3 separate regions of the Mus musculus genome follow, and all the other regions are linked to region 2. A link is a loop called in an ENCODE intact Hi-C map of the cell type or tissue named here. Cell type or tissue: heart. All regions are shown on one strand.

Region 1 (5,000 bases), 160 kb before region 2:
CAGCTCCCAGCACCCGTGTAGACACGCACCTCTCTAACTCCAGTCCCAGGGGATCTGAAGCCCTCATCTGATCCACTCCAGGCACCAGGCACGCATGTGGTGCGCAGACACATATGCAGGCAAAGCACCCGTACACATAAAATAAATACATAAAATGAAAATAGATCTTTAAAAAAAAAAGCTGGAATGAAGTTAGGGCATCTAGTTGTAATTAGACTTCTTCTTCTTTTTAAACACACAGCTAAGGGTGAAAATAAAGCTGAAACCCAGATGTTAATCTATATTCTGTGGGGGCGGGAGAGGGAGGGGAAGACCCACCAGAGGGTCCTCAGCTCACAAACAGCGATCTTGGCTTTTGCTTTGGTCTGCAACCCGGCACACAGGAACTCGGTACATCCTTGGGGTGGTCTTCCTACTGCACCATACTGCCTTCTTTGGGAAACGTTTCCCCAGGGAGGATGGTATCTGAAAGCTCCCCCATCCTTGATGTTCTCCCGAGTCCTGAACCCCTCCTTCTGACTCTGTTTCCCATTAGCAGCTTATGTCCACCCTGACCCAGGATGCCCTGGGGCTCTCATGGATTCTGTCACTCTTTGTATTGTCTCCCGCTAAAGTTCTTCTTCCTCATACCCCCACTTCTGTGTCCTCTGTCTATCCCTGCTTCAATTCATGCTGTGGCAATTATAAACTGTATTTCTAGGGGCCGGCGAGATGGCTCAGCAGGTAAAAGGTGATTGCTGCCAAACCTGAGTTTGATCCTTGGAACCCACAGAGTAGAAGGAGAGAGTCAAACCCACAAAGTGGTTCTCTTTCCTTCACATGTATGTTGTGGCATGCATATACACATTCACGTGTACACACACACACACATGTGTACACACACACACATGTACACACACATACCACACCACACAGAGAAAGAAAAGAAAAAAAAAAAAGGAAGGCAGGAGGGAGAGAGAGGCAGGGCAGACTGTAGAGATGGCTCAGCTTTAAGGACATGTGTACCTTTTTTTTTTTTAAGATTTATTTATTTATTTATTATATGTAGGTACACTGTAGCTGTTGTCAGATGCTCCAGAAGAGGGCGCCAGATCTTCCCAGTGGTTGTGAGCCACCATGTGGTTGCTGGGATTTGAACTCAGGATCTTTGGAATAACTGGCAGTGCTCTTAACCTCTGAGCCATCATCTCCGGCCCACGTGTGTACCTTTTGCAGAGGACCTGAGTTCAGCTCACAGGAACCATATCAAGTGGCTCACAAGCCCCTGGAACTCCAGCTTCTGAGAGATCTGCCACCCCTGGCCCCTGCCTTCGTGGGCACCTGCAATCACATGAACATACTCCACAGATACGTATTCCTATTTTTAAAAATAATTTATTTTTATTTTATGTGCATTGGTGTTTTGCCTGCATGTTTGTCTGTGTGAGGGTGTCGGATCCCCTGGGACTGGGGGAGTCACAGACTGTTGCGAGCTGCCATGTGGGTGCTGGGACTTGAACCCAGGGCCTCCACAAGAGTAGTCAGTGCTCTTAACCTCTGAGACATCTCTCCAACCCCGCATATACATAATTTTATTAAAAAGTAAATAAATACTCTTTTAGAAAGAAAGAAGGAAAAAAGGAAGGAGGATTCTTTTTGATGCCCCTCTAAAATAGAAGGGGTTTTTTTGAAAAAGAATTTTTAGTTATATTTTTATTCAGTGTTTTTGAGACAGGGCCTGATGTAGCCAAGGCTAACCTTAAACACCAGCTCCTCCTGCCTGCACCTTCGAAGTGCTGGGGTTACAGGTGTGCACCAACCTCCACTCCCAGCTTAGAAGAATTATTGCTACTCACTAACTAGTCAGAGGGTTTGGGCCAGGTCACATCTCCTCCACAGGCTTCAGTTTCTTCGCCTCTAAGATGCTAGTGTAAGCTAGCACCTACCACACACCTATTTGCAAAGTACGTGGACCTTGCACACGGAGAAGACAGCAGTGGCAGACTCCGACAGCAGCGTTGGCCAGATCCAATACCAGGTGCTTTAAAGATCCCTCCACCAAATCATATGAAAATGTTATTGTCAACCCTAACTTCGCATATGTAAACTAGAGGTCACTAAATTGAATAATTTACTCTAGATCCCTCCAGATGGTGGCTGGTGGAATTAGCCATTCTGACTCCTGAGTCCCTAACTTTACCGCTGCCCGATACTACCTACCTCTTACTACCTTGTGAACTGAGGGGGATAGTTAAAAGTAATCCCTTAGCATTGTAATGGCACTTTCTCATTCTGAAGCGCTGTTCATGTTCATGCCTTATTTGATCTTCACAGCGACCCTAAGGGTAGGTATTAGCAACCCAATTTATGGGGCAAGAACAGAGACTTATTAAGAGGGTCACGTGTCCCAAGGCATGCAGCTGGCAAAGGCACTCGGCACTCCATGACCAAGGACTGCCCGTTCCCAATGTGTCCAGTGCCTCCCATCCACCCCTCTCCTCTAGCTCCAGCGTAGTCCACCATTCTTTTCTCTGCATCTTTCTTTAAAGAGGCACTGCCTCCTCACCGTGAACCCGGCCCTGCATATACACGCAAGCAACAACAGGGGGCGCTGTGGACTAACTCACCAGTCTGGCGAATCCAAACTTGTTCTGATAAATCTTTTTGGTTTTATTTATGTTTTGATGTGTATAACTACTACTTGCATATGGTATACATTCTTAAAGGTATAAATGAGCATACAATGTACCTGCTTCCTAGCTCCCCAGTTCTCTCAGCATTTGAATGCTAGAAGTGTATGCTTACATAATAGAACGTATGGTGTTTTTTTTTTCCCACCCAGATGGTAGCATACAAATGCCCACAGGTTATCTTTTCTTCCACATACAAATTATATTATACGGTAGCCACTATCCTTACTCCAGTCATTTCAAGATTGTTTATCTTTTATGCTTTTGTTTTTGTTAGTGAGGCAGAGTTTCATGTAGCCCAGGCTGTCCTCAAACTCACCGTGTAGTTGAGGATGCCTTTGAAAGTCTAGCTGGGTGGTGGTGGTGGAGGAGGACTTTGATTCAAGCACTCCGGCGGGAGACCAGGTCTCTGAGCAGGAGACCAGCCTCCACTACAAGGTGAGTTCCAGGGCAGCCAAGGTTACACAGAGAAACCCTGTCCGAAAGAAAGAAAGAAAGAGAGAGAGAGAGAGAGAGAGAGAGAGAGAGAGGAGGGAGAGAGGAAGGGAGGGAGGGAGGGGAAGGAAAGAAAAGAAAAGAAAAGAAAAGAAAAGAAAAAAGAAAAGAAAAGGAAGGAGAAGGGAAGGGAAGGGAAGGGAAGGGAAGGGAAGGGAAGGGAAGGGAAGGGAAGGGAAGGGAAGGGAAGGGAAGGGAAGGGAAGGGAAGGGAAGGGAAGGGAAACAAAAGAAAACAAAAAAAAAAAAAGGAAAAAAGAAATTCTACTCCTCTTGCTTCCACCTTTTGCCCAGTTTCTGTGGTGCCGGGGATCGAACACACAAGATAGGCAAGCATTACTCCAACTGAGCTACATCCCCCAGCCAAGGTAACTTATCACGCAGATCAGCCCATGTCAGAATTTCCAATACCCAATCAAATGGACGAGCCAGAAGCCATTCAATCAACTCCTCTTGTACTGAAGCTTTAATAAAGGCAGCGGTGCCTCGGTGGCTTTGTGCATGCATGGTTCTGAAGGCTGGCTTCTCAGAGTTGGAGTTGTTTGTCTGCAGTTTGTAATGTCAGTCGATATTGCTAAGTTCCATACCCAAGCAGTGCTTACAACTGCATCCATGTCCACGTGGAATGTTTCTCATACCCTTGCCAACCCAGAGACTTCCACGGTGGAGTCTGATTTTCGCTTGTCCCCTAGGTGGGAAGATGGCTTCTCACTGAGATTTTCGTTGACTCTGATAATGAGTGCTCTCTGAGTTCTGAAATTCGTATATACATAATGATTAGCAGGTGCTGTTCCATGCCAGGTTGTGCTGTGGCTTCTCCCCTTTACCCAACTTTCTTTTAAATGTTAAGTATACTTGTCTCATTTATCTATCATCTATCTTTCAATCTACCTATCTTGTATCATCTATTCTATCTTTCAATCTGTCCTTCTATCCACCTATCTATCTATCTACCTATCTATCATCTCTCTACCTGGGTTGAGGGAAGGTACACACCATGACCTGTGTATGGAGGTCAAACGACAACTATTACGAATCAGTTCTCTCCCTATACACTAAGTGGGGCTTTGAGGAGTGTGGGATGGTTAGAGTCGGTCCTGAGTCCTTCTGTTTCTGAGACCCACAGCCCAAGTGTCTCCACACCCCAGCCTATACCGAATATTTGAAAGGTAGACATGTTGCAGATACTGTGACCTTATCTATGGTCAAGAGACCATTTAGCCAGGCCCTGGTGGTTCACAGGTTTGACCCTTGCACTCAGGAGGCAGAGGCAGGTGGATCTCTGTGAGTTCGTGGCCAGCCTGGGCTACAGAGTGAGTTCCAGGATAGCCAAGGCTACACAGGGAGACCCTACCTCACTGCCTTCGAAAAATAAAATAAAATAAAACAAACAACAAAAACAAAAAAACAAAAAAACAAAAAAGGGGAGGGAGAGAGAGAACCACATAGACCGTGTAGACCACGTAGACTGAGTAGACCATGCCATCTTGAATTGATAGAGTTCTGCCTGCTTCTGCCTTTCTACCTCTTGAGCACTAAGATTAAAAGCACATGCCACTATGAGCACCTATTCTTTTCTTTTGTGTGGACCGTGCCTGTGTGTGAGCACTCACGTGGAAGGCAGAGGTTGAATACTTCCTTGACTGATTCCCACCTAGTATATGGAGGTAGTCACTTTGAGTGCCCAGGTCATTATTCGGGGTAGGCTAGCCTGCCCCGTCTCCATCTGTTGAGCACTCTGGGGTTATAGGCAAGGCATCTGCCAGCATCATTTGCCATGCTTTCAGGTTACCTGGGTTTAGCTCCCAGCATCTGCGAGGCAGCTCGTAACATCTGT
Region 2 (5,000 bases):
TATGATTATTTTTTTTGAACAATGTCCTATAATTCAACAAATACCTGCTTTGAGTTAGATGCACGTAGAACTTCTTGAGGTGTATAGGGAGATACGAGAAAAACATTGCATTCTATTTAAATTTTGATAAGAGAGTCTATTAAGTGTTTAGGAAGGAGAAAAACAAGATTTATCCATAACAAATGGCATAATAGTCATAGTGAATCCATTCTGCCCCATTCCTCTCAGAAGAAAAACATTGAAATTCATACTTCTTAAGATAGTTTTGATCCTCACTGAGCCTGGTGGTGCAAAAGTGTAATCCCAGCTACTTGGAAGGCAGCAGCAGGAGTTCAAGGCCTGCCTGGGCCACAGACTAAGGTGACTTCAGGCACCTCAATGAGGCCTTCTCTAAAAGGGTTGGGGCTATAGATAGTTCAGTAATAAGCTTAGTACCAAAAGGGGCGGGGGGGGGGCAGGGAATGACTTGAGTTTATAGAAATCTAAATCTATATGGGACCTACACCAGCACCAGCTTTGTTAGCTGTTGATTAATTGAAGTTCTCCAAACTTAAGAGGAAGGAGTACGGCCTCACTCACTGCTCATCGACAGTAGCAGTCTTTCCTGAAGTTTTCCGACCATTTCTCTTGAAGAAATGGAACCTATTACAGAAAAAGGGTAGTTTCATTTATCTAGACGTGATTACTCGTGTGTGTGTGTGTGTGTGTGTGTGTGTGTGTGTGTGTGTGTACATACACGTGTGTGTTTTCCACTCTTGCTTCTCCCCAGCCCTCGTTGAGTGCTTTTGTCCCTGATGTTGAGTATATCATTTGTAGATTCACTGAGAGCTTATGTAGTAATGCTTGCCTTATTTTTTCTCTTCCACTCTTGTTTTATTTTTTACTTTTTTTTCTCTTTGTGATGTGACGTTTTCAGCTGATGTTTTGAGAGCAAATCCTTCTAATTTGGGAGCCCAGATCACAAGAGTGAGTTTTTCTATAGTGTCTTTAGCTGTATATCTTTTGTGTGTGTGTGTCTTTCTACCTTTCCCCCTCCCAGTTCCAAAAGATTTGAAACACACTTCATAAATACTAGGTAAGAAAATTCCTCTGTCTGTTGAACACCATGCCTTTCTAAAGCAATGTCCACTTTATATTGGGTCAGCTCCCTTTTCCTAAGCTGTTGGGAGAGCATAGGCTGCTGGGCAGGCCTTGCGTTCACTTTTCATGTTCTGAGTGTGTTGCACCGTCTTCATTGCAGATGGGTATGTCGGACTCTGTCACCAGCCTGTCTCATGACACCACTTCTTCGCTTTTTGTTTTCTTTTGTTTTGAGGAAAATTACACAGTAGCTTCTGAGAACAAAAGGCCCATTCTGTTACTAGAATTTTAAGTCACAGAATCTTCAACTTTCCTGTGTCCTTCTTCCCTGATATTCCTCTCAGGGTTATGAAGGAGTGGAAAGCAACATGATTATTTCCATTTTAGCAGACAGGCTGGATTTGAAAGTGGTCAGGCTGAGTTCTGAACATGCCAGGGTTGGAAGACCTCTCGACTTTAATAATTGTAAGAAACCTCTGTTATCACTAAAACCAGATAAAACCTCCACATTTTTATGGTGGGGAAAGAGTATTTCTGTTTGCTCTGATAATGATAACCTCCCATGTAAGCTGTACATTGCTTTTTTTTTTTAGCTCTTACACCTTGGGTAATTTTCTGTACCAGCCTAACCCCTTTCTGTCACTTTGGCCTGTGTTACTGCGATTTCTCTCACATTTGTTTGTCTGGTTCTGCATCCTGGAAGAGCAGGTGATTGGTCTCTTTCCTTTCTTCCCAATAGTCTAAAATCTGCGTGTTGCTTCTGGAATCATTTTGTTTTGTACAATAAGGCAAATGACTTGCTGTCCTAATTACAAATGCCCATAATCCAAGTGTCGTGCTCAGAGTGACCAGCGTTGTGTTTCTGAGCACCACATGAATAGAATAGTGTATTCCATGCCAGTGTTATGACATTGGTTCAGGGTAAATATTATAAAGGCTTTGCCCTCACATCTGTGTGTTATTAAAAATTGCTCACCTTCTATTTCTTTCTTTTTAACTCAGAGATTAAAAGATCTCAAGCAGAGAGAGTTTGCCCGAAATGTCTCTTCAAGATCCCGCAAAGACGAGAAGAAACAAGAAAAAGCCCTTCGGCGGCTCCATGAGTTGGCAGAGCAAAGAAAACAAGCTGAATGGTAGGAAAATTTCATGTTAGGAATGTCCTGTAGATAAATAGAATCCTTAAATTTTACATTTACAGATTTAAAATTATAATTCAAACACTGGATGTAGTAGCTCATGCCTATAATCCTAGCACTTGGGAGTCTGAGGCGAGAGAATTGCTGTAAGATTAAAGCCAACCTGGCTGATGAGACCTGATCTCAAAAAGAATATATCTAAAAATATTTAACTTGGGTGGCGGGGGAGGGGCTGTGGAGAGCTAGCTCAGCAGTATGAACACTGGCTGCTCTTCCATAGGTCCCATTCAGTTCCCAGCAACCACAGGGTACCTCACAGCCCTCTGTAAGAAATCTGCTGCCCTCTTCTGGCGATCACGTGTACATGCAGAGTGCTCATAAGTAAAAATAAAGTAGAAACTCTTAAGATTTTGAATTGGGCCGGTGTCTATCTCGGTGCTTTACAGAAAGCTACATAATGTCCTGGGTTTGATTCTTCAGTACCACATAAGAATGTTGGCAATACCTGTAATCCCAGAGCTCAGGATGGAGAGGCAGGAGGTCCAGAAGTCCAGGGCTGTGCTTGGTTGTGTAATGAGTCTGAGGTCATCCTGGGACACCTGAGAGCCTATCTGAAAAGAGAATGGAGAACGGGTGAAGTGGAGAGCTCCGTGGAGTTGTCCTGAAGAGTGACTGACTGACTCCATTAGACATAACTAAAAGGTGCCTCCTGCCACAGTGAGGCCGTGGTTTCTGTTCCACGCTCTCCAGCACACCGTGCAGAAAAGCACAGCACTCCAGATTACCACTACAACCTCCTAGCACATGTTTGCTGAGTCAGGTATTATCACTGCCTTTTTAAACTATACAGTTAGCCAGTGTGATTGTGTATACCCTAATCTCAGCACTCTGGAAATAAAGACAGGCTGATTTCTGAATTTGACGCCAGATTGATCTATATAATGAGTCTGTCATCTCAAAAACAAAACAAAAACTGAAAAATTAAAAGAAAATAAAGTTGTATTATTAAAAAGATATATTGAGTGTAGAGCAGGATAGAGTACCTCTTTAAGGATCCAAGTTCTTCACTACTGGGAAAAGTAAAAGACAAACTTTGAGAAGAGGGGGCCAGGCATAGTGGTGCAGGCCTTTCATCCCAGCACTTGGGAGGCAGAGACAGGCAAATCTCTAGGGGTTCAAAACCATGCTGGTCTACCTAGTGAGCTCCAGGACAGCCAGGGCTACACAGGAAAACAAACAAAAGAGGAGGAGGAGGAAGATGGGACAGAGCCTTGGCTTCTGAATGCTCAGAAATCTTACCACTTTACCTGCAAAAGCATAATACCGTGGCGTGTGAAATATGTGTGCACCTGTGTGTTTCAGTCACTCTCCAGAGGACCATTCCCCTCATATTCTTGGTTTGGTCTTAGCCTATACTTCAGATTTCTATTTTGTGTTTAATTTGTTTGGTGTATAGACCAGGCTGGCCTTGAACTCAGAGATCCTCCTGCCTCTGTCTCCAGAGGGCTGGGATCAGAGGTGTGGGCTACCATGCTTGGTTGCAGTTTCTTATCTGACAAATTTACAAATTGCATTTGCTTCCTGTGTTTGTGCAAGGATTCATGTGCCATGGTGTGTGTGGATGACAGGACAGCACTTCAGTCTGGTCTGTTTATCCACCTTTACATGAACTCTAGGGATTAAACTCAGGATGGCCACCCTGAACCTTCTGAACCTGCTGAACCATCTCATGAGCCCGATTTGCAACTTTTTCTGTAGTAAATGCATCTTTCTTGGGCATGTTCTAAGGATATCGCCACAAAAGATGTATGTCAGGCTACTTTCTGGTTCAGGACATATTATAACACTTGTTTTTCTTCAGAAGCAACTTTAGCTATTTTATAAATTAGCAGTTAAAAGATGGCCAGGTAAAAATGATCAGTGTGTAGGTTACTGGTTTGGCACTGGGCCCTGTACATGCAACATCATTTGTTCATTGATATGAGGTAGACTGGGCTGGTGAGATGGCTCAGGGGGTAAGAACACTGACTGCTCTTCCAAAGGTCCTGAGTTCAAATCCCAGCAACCACATGGTGGCTCAAAACCCTCTTCTGGAGTGTCTGAAGACAGCTACAGTGTACTTACATATAATAGATAGATAGATAGATAGATAGATAGATAGATAGATAGGAGGTAGACTGTGACATAATATAATATAATATGTCTTACTATCTCTGTCTGGTTGGACTCTGTCTTGAACAGCAACAGCACATACAACAAAATTTAGATACCATGGTATCTGGATTTTTTGGCCCCAAGTTGAATACAGTTAGTTATATCTAACTAATTGTCTTTAGTTACTGAGTTCAGGCTTCAGGAAATGCCTAGATAGTCCATACATAGCAAGATAGGCGGTAAACACTGGCTTTAAAGCATCTTAGTAGTTCTGTTGTAGGAGCTGGAACGTAGCTTGTTATAGGCATCATTCTATAACAACACACACACCAAAGTATAATCGTTTGAGTTTTTTTGTTGTTTTGTTTTGTCTTGTTTTTAAGATTTATTTGCTTCATGTATGTAGATATTCTGCCACTTGTCTTCAGACACATCAGAAGGTGGCATCAAATGCCCATTACAGATGGTTGTGAGCTACCATGTGGTTGCTGGGAATTGAACTCAGGACTTCAGGAGGAAGTCAGTGCTCTTAACTGCTGAGCTATCTCTCCAGCCCAAGTGTAATCATTCTTGCAGTTCAACAGGGGTCAACAGCATGGCTCAACAGGTAGAGGAGGTGAGCCTGAAAGC
Region 3 (5,000 bases), 92 kb before region 2:
AAGGGTGGTATAGAAAGGCTCAGAGCCCACAGCAGGCTGGGGAAGGGCATTGAAAAGGGAGCTTAAGGGCTTCCTGCTGCGTGAGATGGATTAGGGGCCTGTGGGGAGCCAGTCTAGCAGGGAGAAAGGCACTGGCCAGATGCCAGAGCCCCTTGGCCAAAGACACTCTGAGACGAAGAATCCCTGGGTATCTGGTGGACTGCAAGTCCGCATCTTCCACCTGGCTGAGGGGCCCAGACAGAGTGACATATGGTGATGAGGAGACGGACCAAAGAGCACCAAAATGGAGGAAGGAAAAGCAGCCCTGCTTGAGTGAACCAGTGGACATCTCATAGGAAAATAAACAACCTCTCCAGTGATTTTTATCCAACTCTCCCCGAGCCCTTGAACTGGGTCTGTTCTTCGGGGCTGGTTCACTGCTGGGCTCTGTTTCTCTAGTCTGCAGGATGGGAGCTCTGAGGCCACCACTGGGAACAGCATAAGTAGTAGAAGCTTGTTTTGTAGTATTTTCTTTCCAGACTGGGTTTCTCTACATAGACCAGGCTGGCCTGAAACTCATTATGTAGACCATGTTGGTATCAGGACCTCCGAAGGTCCAACAGACCAGGTAGGCTTTGAACTCACAAAGCTCCACCATTCCTGGTTATATGTGGTGCTGGAGATCAGACTTGGGACTTTGTGAATGCTAGGCAGGCACTGACCGACTGAGCTATCCCGGCAACCTGTGTATGAGGACAAACCCTTCTATCTTCACAAGAGTCTCTCCATGTAGCCCTGGCCAGCCCGGAACTCATGCGGACCAGGCAGGCCTTGAACTCACAGAGATCCTTCTGTCTCTACCTCCTGAGTTTTGGACTACTGCGGCCAGGATCTTAAACAGTGCATGGTGTAGGCTCTAACAAGCAGACTAAAGCAAGAGAATCAGAAGTTAAAGGCTACATAGTGGGAACTTAACTCAGAACAAAAAACAAACCATCAATCGTATTGGTCCCATAGACCAGAAGCCTCAGTATCACGATTGTTATTATTACCTTTATTTATTTATTTAAAGATTTATTTATTATTATATGTAAGTACACTGTCACTGTCTTCAGACACAACAGAAGAGGGCATCAGATCTCATTATGGATGGTTGTGAGCCACCATGTGGTTTCTGGGATTTGAACTCAGGACCTTTGGAAGAGCAGTCAGTGCTGTTAACTGCTGAGGCATCTCTCCAGCCCCTACTTATTTATTTTTGAGGCTAGGGTCTCACTAAGTTGCCTGGGCAGGCTTCTATTTGCTAGGCCAAGTGATTCTTTTGCCCCAGTCTTCCTAGTATCTGGGATTAAGTGCTTGCAGCTCAAGTCTCTTTTTTGTTTTTTGTTTTTAGCAAAGATATCTCCTCTCATAGTCTGTTAGGAAGCAGGCTAAAATCCTGTCCCCACCCCATCTCCTGCGGACAAACAGGGAAGGTCTACTTCTAGGAGGAGAAAGACTCGGGCAACCAGATAACACGTGGGCAACTCCTGACGACATCCTTGGGGAGAAGGGGTTCCAGTGCTAGATCCTCCAAGCTCAGGACGTCCCTGGACCAGAGCTGCCCTGTCTCCCAACTCACTGGGCCAGCCCTTTCCTTTGTGCTCAGTCCTTTCCCACAGCCTAGCAAGGGGTGTGTGTGTGTGTGTGTGCTAGGATCCCAGGCCCACCCCCTCCTGCTGGGCAGCACCCCATCAACCCCCACATAAAAAGCTTGAGAAGGGACAGGGGTGGGGGAGTTAGTGGGAGGGGGCGTCCTCACTCCGAGGAGGCCTCGGCACCCTTCTCCCTTTCTGGGGAACAAGAAACTTGCCAAAGGCTTGGGCCCCTTCCCCAGCCCCTGGCCCCAGCTCTGGCTCCCCCAGACAAAAAGCTGCTTTACATGAGAAGAGCGGGCTGGCCTGGCCTTACCCGGGCACTCAAAGAGGCGGTAGCCCCTGACAGCCCGGGCTGCCCCTTCCCCCACGCCGAGGCCTCGTTTAGTTGCAATTAGCAATTCTTTGCATATGTCCCTCAAGGCTCGAAGGACGCGGGTCCTCACCCCCTAATTCCAGCCTTCAACCTTCTGGAGTCTCTCTGGTTCCCTCCTTGTGTCCTCTCTGCTCTTTCCTGCCGTGTCCTGCCGGGACACGGGCCTTCCTAGGAGTTCGCCAAAGAAGGAAGCACGTAGAGGAGCCAAATCAAGAACTCTCGAGGGTGGGGGGTGGGGAAGAAGAGGGAGGGCTGGGCTTGCTCAAGCTGGAGGACCCCAAAGCAAACCCACACTGCCGCAGCCCTCCTCCCTTCCTGAGCCATCCCCTCTCCAAATCAGGAAGAACGACCAAAGGAAAAGAGGTTTTAATAAGAGATCCCCTGGGAAGGAGGTGGGTAGGAGGGAGGGTGGGGGTGGCAGGGAGGAGGAACTGGGGACGGCTAGCTTTTCTCTCCTCGCAGCTTGAGCACAGAACATTCGATCTCTCACATTTCGACCGGACAGGGACTAGGCTCACCCCCAATCTAGAGGGAGGAGAGCGAGGAAGAGGGACGGTCTCGCTAGGTGATTCTCCAAGCCTTTGACACACATTGCTTCCTTCCAGGGTTTTCCCCTTTCCCTCCACGTCTCTGACGGGTTTTTCTTGTCTCCACTAGGGGGCGCCCTCGGCACGGTGGGAACTTCGCAGGCCTCGAGGAGGGCGTACACAGTCGCTGGGACAGCCAGTGTCCGCTGGAGTTGCAAATCCTATGTTCGGAGGGAATTCTCAGGCCTCCAAGATCTTTGTGAGGAGTGGAGCGAGGTATACAACACTCTGGGATCCTGTTGGTCAATAAAGGGGTGTGTCCGGACGGGACGGGACGGGACAGGGACGGGGGTGAGGTGGGGGCTGAGGGATTAGCCTCCCTGAGTTCATATCAGCCTCCAGTACAGGAGAAGTCAGGGGTTCTTAGAATTTATAACAGGAGTAAGAGCAGAGCTGACTTGGAAGCCCAGCAGGAACCCCATGGAGAATGGGCTGGCCTTTTTTTTTTTTTTTTTTGAACAAAAAAAGAAAGGTCTGGCTGCTTTGGGGAATAGGGCTCTTATTTTTGACACAAGCTCTTGTACTGGCTTCATGCCGGTCTGGAACTCATGATGATCCTCCTGCCTCTGCTTCCGAAGTGCAGAGACCCCCTATGTGAACTATGCTGTTTGTTTTGATGCAGGGTCTCCCTTTGTAGCGCACACAAAGGGCTGGAATTACAGTGCACAGCAATGTGCTCATCTGAGAGCCGGCTCCTTTTTACCAATCTCTGATAGGCTCTCAACCCTCTAAGCCCTGAGCAGGAGACATGCTGTCAAATTTGATGACTAGAAGTTGATCCCTTGAATCCATACGGTAGGAAAGAACCAGCTCCCATAATTGTCCTCCAGTCTCCATCATGTACACACATGTAGTGCGCGCACACGCGCGCGCGCGCACACACACATAAATAAATAAATAAATAAATAAATAAATAAAATTTTTAAAAAGTCAAAATAAAACCAATAAAACCTCATAGCCTTGAGACCTGGCCCCCCAAATCAGAAAGGGCACAACTGCAGTTCTACTCTCAGAGGGGAGGTGGGTGCGGCCCCAGGAAGCCTGGGGATTCTTTCCTATGGGGGTTAAAAACTTCCTTTCTCTTCAGAAATTCCCAAGCGCTGTCTGGGAAAAGAGCTGAGTTAGTGAGAGAAGGAAGATGAGCTCCTAAGCAGAGATGAGGGTGGGCAGGGGTAAGGGTGGGAAGATGTGAGGGTGGGCAGGGGTGAGGGTGGGAAGGGATGACGAATGAGCAGGGGTGAGGGTGGGCAGAAAGAGGGGTGGGCAGAAGTGACAGTTGTCAGAGGTCAGGGGTGGGCAGAGGTCAGGGGTGGAAGCGGAAACTGTGGGAAGGAAGGAGGCATGCTGGGATTGACGCCCTAACCTTAGGGTGAGGTGAAGCTTCTGTTCCTTGCCCCAGACCTGCCCAGGGAGCTCCCAGATATCAGTGCCTCCCTGTGAAGGCCCTGGGTGGGTTAGACATCTGAGGTCCTTCAGCTTACTGAGGAGCTGGGTGCGGTGCCTCAGCTTGTGAAGCCTTCATGGCCACCTGACTCCCCAGAAAGGAAGGGAGCTTTGGGCAGGAAGCAGTTGTAAGGCTACAGGAGATGGCGTCTGGAGAGCGGTCCTCCAGCCCTTACAGCATCCCTGCGCTGCATTCCCCTCGGGCTAGAAGAAAGACCTGAGGCAGCAGATACCGGAGCAGAGGTGGCTAGTATGTCATTCACGACCCCTCTCCTCTCTCCACCTGACCTAGCACGGCCCAGCCTATCACTCCCCACCTTGGGAAGTCTGGAATTCCATGCCTTGAAGACCATCTGAAAGCTGTGTGGCCTCACCAGGTGCCCGGGCTTCCTGCTGGCTTTACCCTCTTCCTTCCTCTGATTTCCGACTGCTCTTCTCCCCAGAACCATATTTGGACTTTTAGAACACCGTGGACCTTAGGACAGCAACACCAGCATCCTTCTTCCAGGAGTTCTCTGGTCTTAATTCCATGGTCTTAATATGACAGTCGCCCCAGATCTTTTATCCTCAGACTCCCCTACAAAGTATTCAACCAACCATGGGTCTATATTATGAGGGAAAAATGTGTGTATCTGCTTTTTAAATTTTTTATTTTATTTTTTTGTTTTCTGGAGACTGTGTCAGCACTAAGCAACCTTTCTTTCCTTGTTTTGCTCCATAAACAGTAACAGTTACCTCCACGGCACTTGCAGGCAGGAGGGATTGTTCGTTTCCAAGAAGATCTGCACCGGCTGTACCCAAATAGAACGTCATTTTGATATGAAGGATTTCAGCCCCTGAAGATTTTGATACCCACAGAGTTGCTGGAAACAGCTCTCCTGGATACCAAGGGATGCTCATCTCATATTTGAATCATCCCGACCCTCACTGAGCAGACAGCTCCCAGAGTAACGCTGACTCAGAGAGAAGGAATTCGAGTCA

Evidence for each region. Hi-C counts contacts between places; a loop is a spot of excess contacts. Peaks named below come from ENCODE experiments on the same cell type or tissue, not always from the same donor. Only the 100,000 strongest peaks of a DNase experiment are listed, where the experiment ranks them.
Region 1: it touches region 2 in a loop (7-fold over the local background); 24 of 42 quality-filtered maps call a loop at or near these places.
Region 3: it touches region 2 in a loop (9-fold over the local background); 15 of 42 quality-filtered maps call a loop at or near these places.

Annotation. Positions count from the first base shown.
Region 1 is chr11:102,649,125-102,654,124 of GRCm38, reverse strand. No RefSeq gene overlaps it. Among named protein-coding and RNA genes, the nearest start is that of Meioc, 14 kb to the left of the region's middle. In heart, CTCF peaks have their summits at 1,080 (motif pointing right) and 2,581 (motif pointing right); no DNase peak of the experiment used is centred here; H3K4me3 peaks cover 247 bases; H3K27ac peaks cover 579 bases.
Region 2 is chr11:102,484,713-102,489,712 of GRCm38, reverse strand. It overlaps Gpatch8 (G patch domain containing 8), which reads left to right. Exons shown (of 8, transcript NM_001159492.1): 7 at 2,083-2,213. Among named protein-coding and RNA genes, the nearest start is that of Itga2b, 17 kb to the right of the region's middle. In heart, a CTCF peak has its summit at 2,569 (motif pointing left); no DNase peak of the experiment used is centred here.
Region 3 is chr11:102,576,542-102,581,541 of GRCm38, reverse strand. Gm11627 (predicted gene 11627) reads left to right here and starts at 2,423. Exons shown (of 3, transcript NR_040286.1): 1 at 2,423-2,554; 2 at 2,647-2,792; 3 at 4,745-5,000. In heart, a CTCF peak has its summit at 2,639 (motif pointing right); DNase peaks (open chromatin) are centred at 2,081 and 2,641; H3K4me3 peaks cover 2,302 bases; H3K27ac peaks cover 3,958 bases.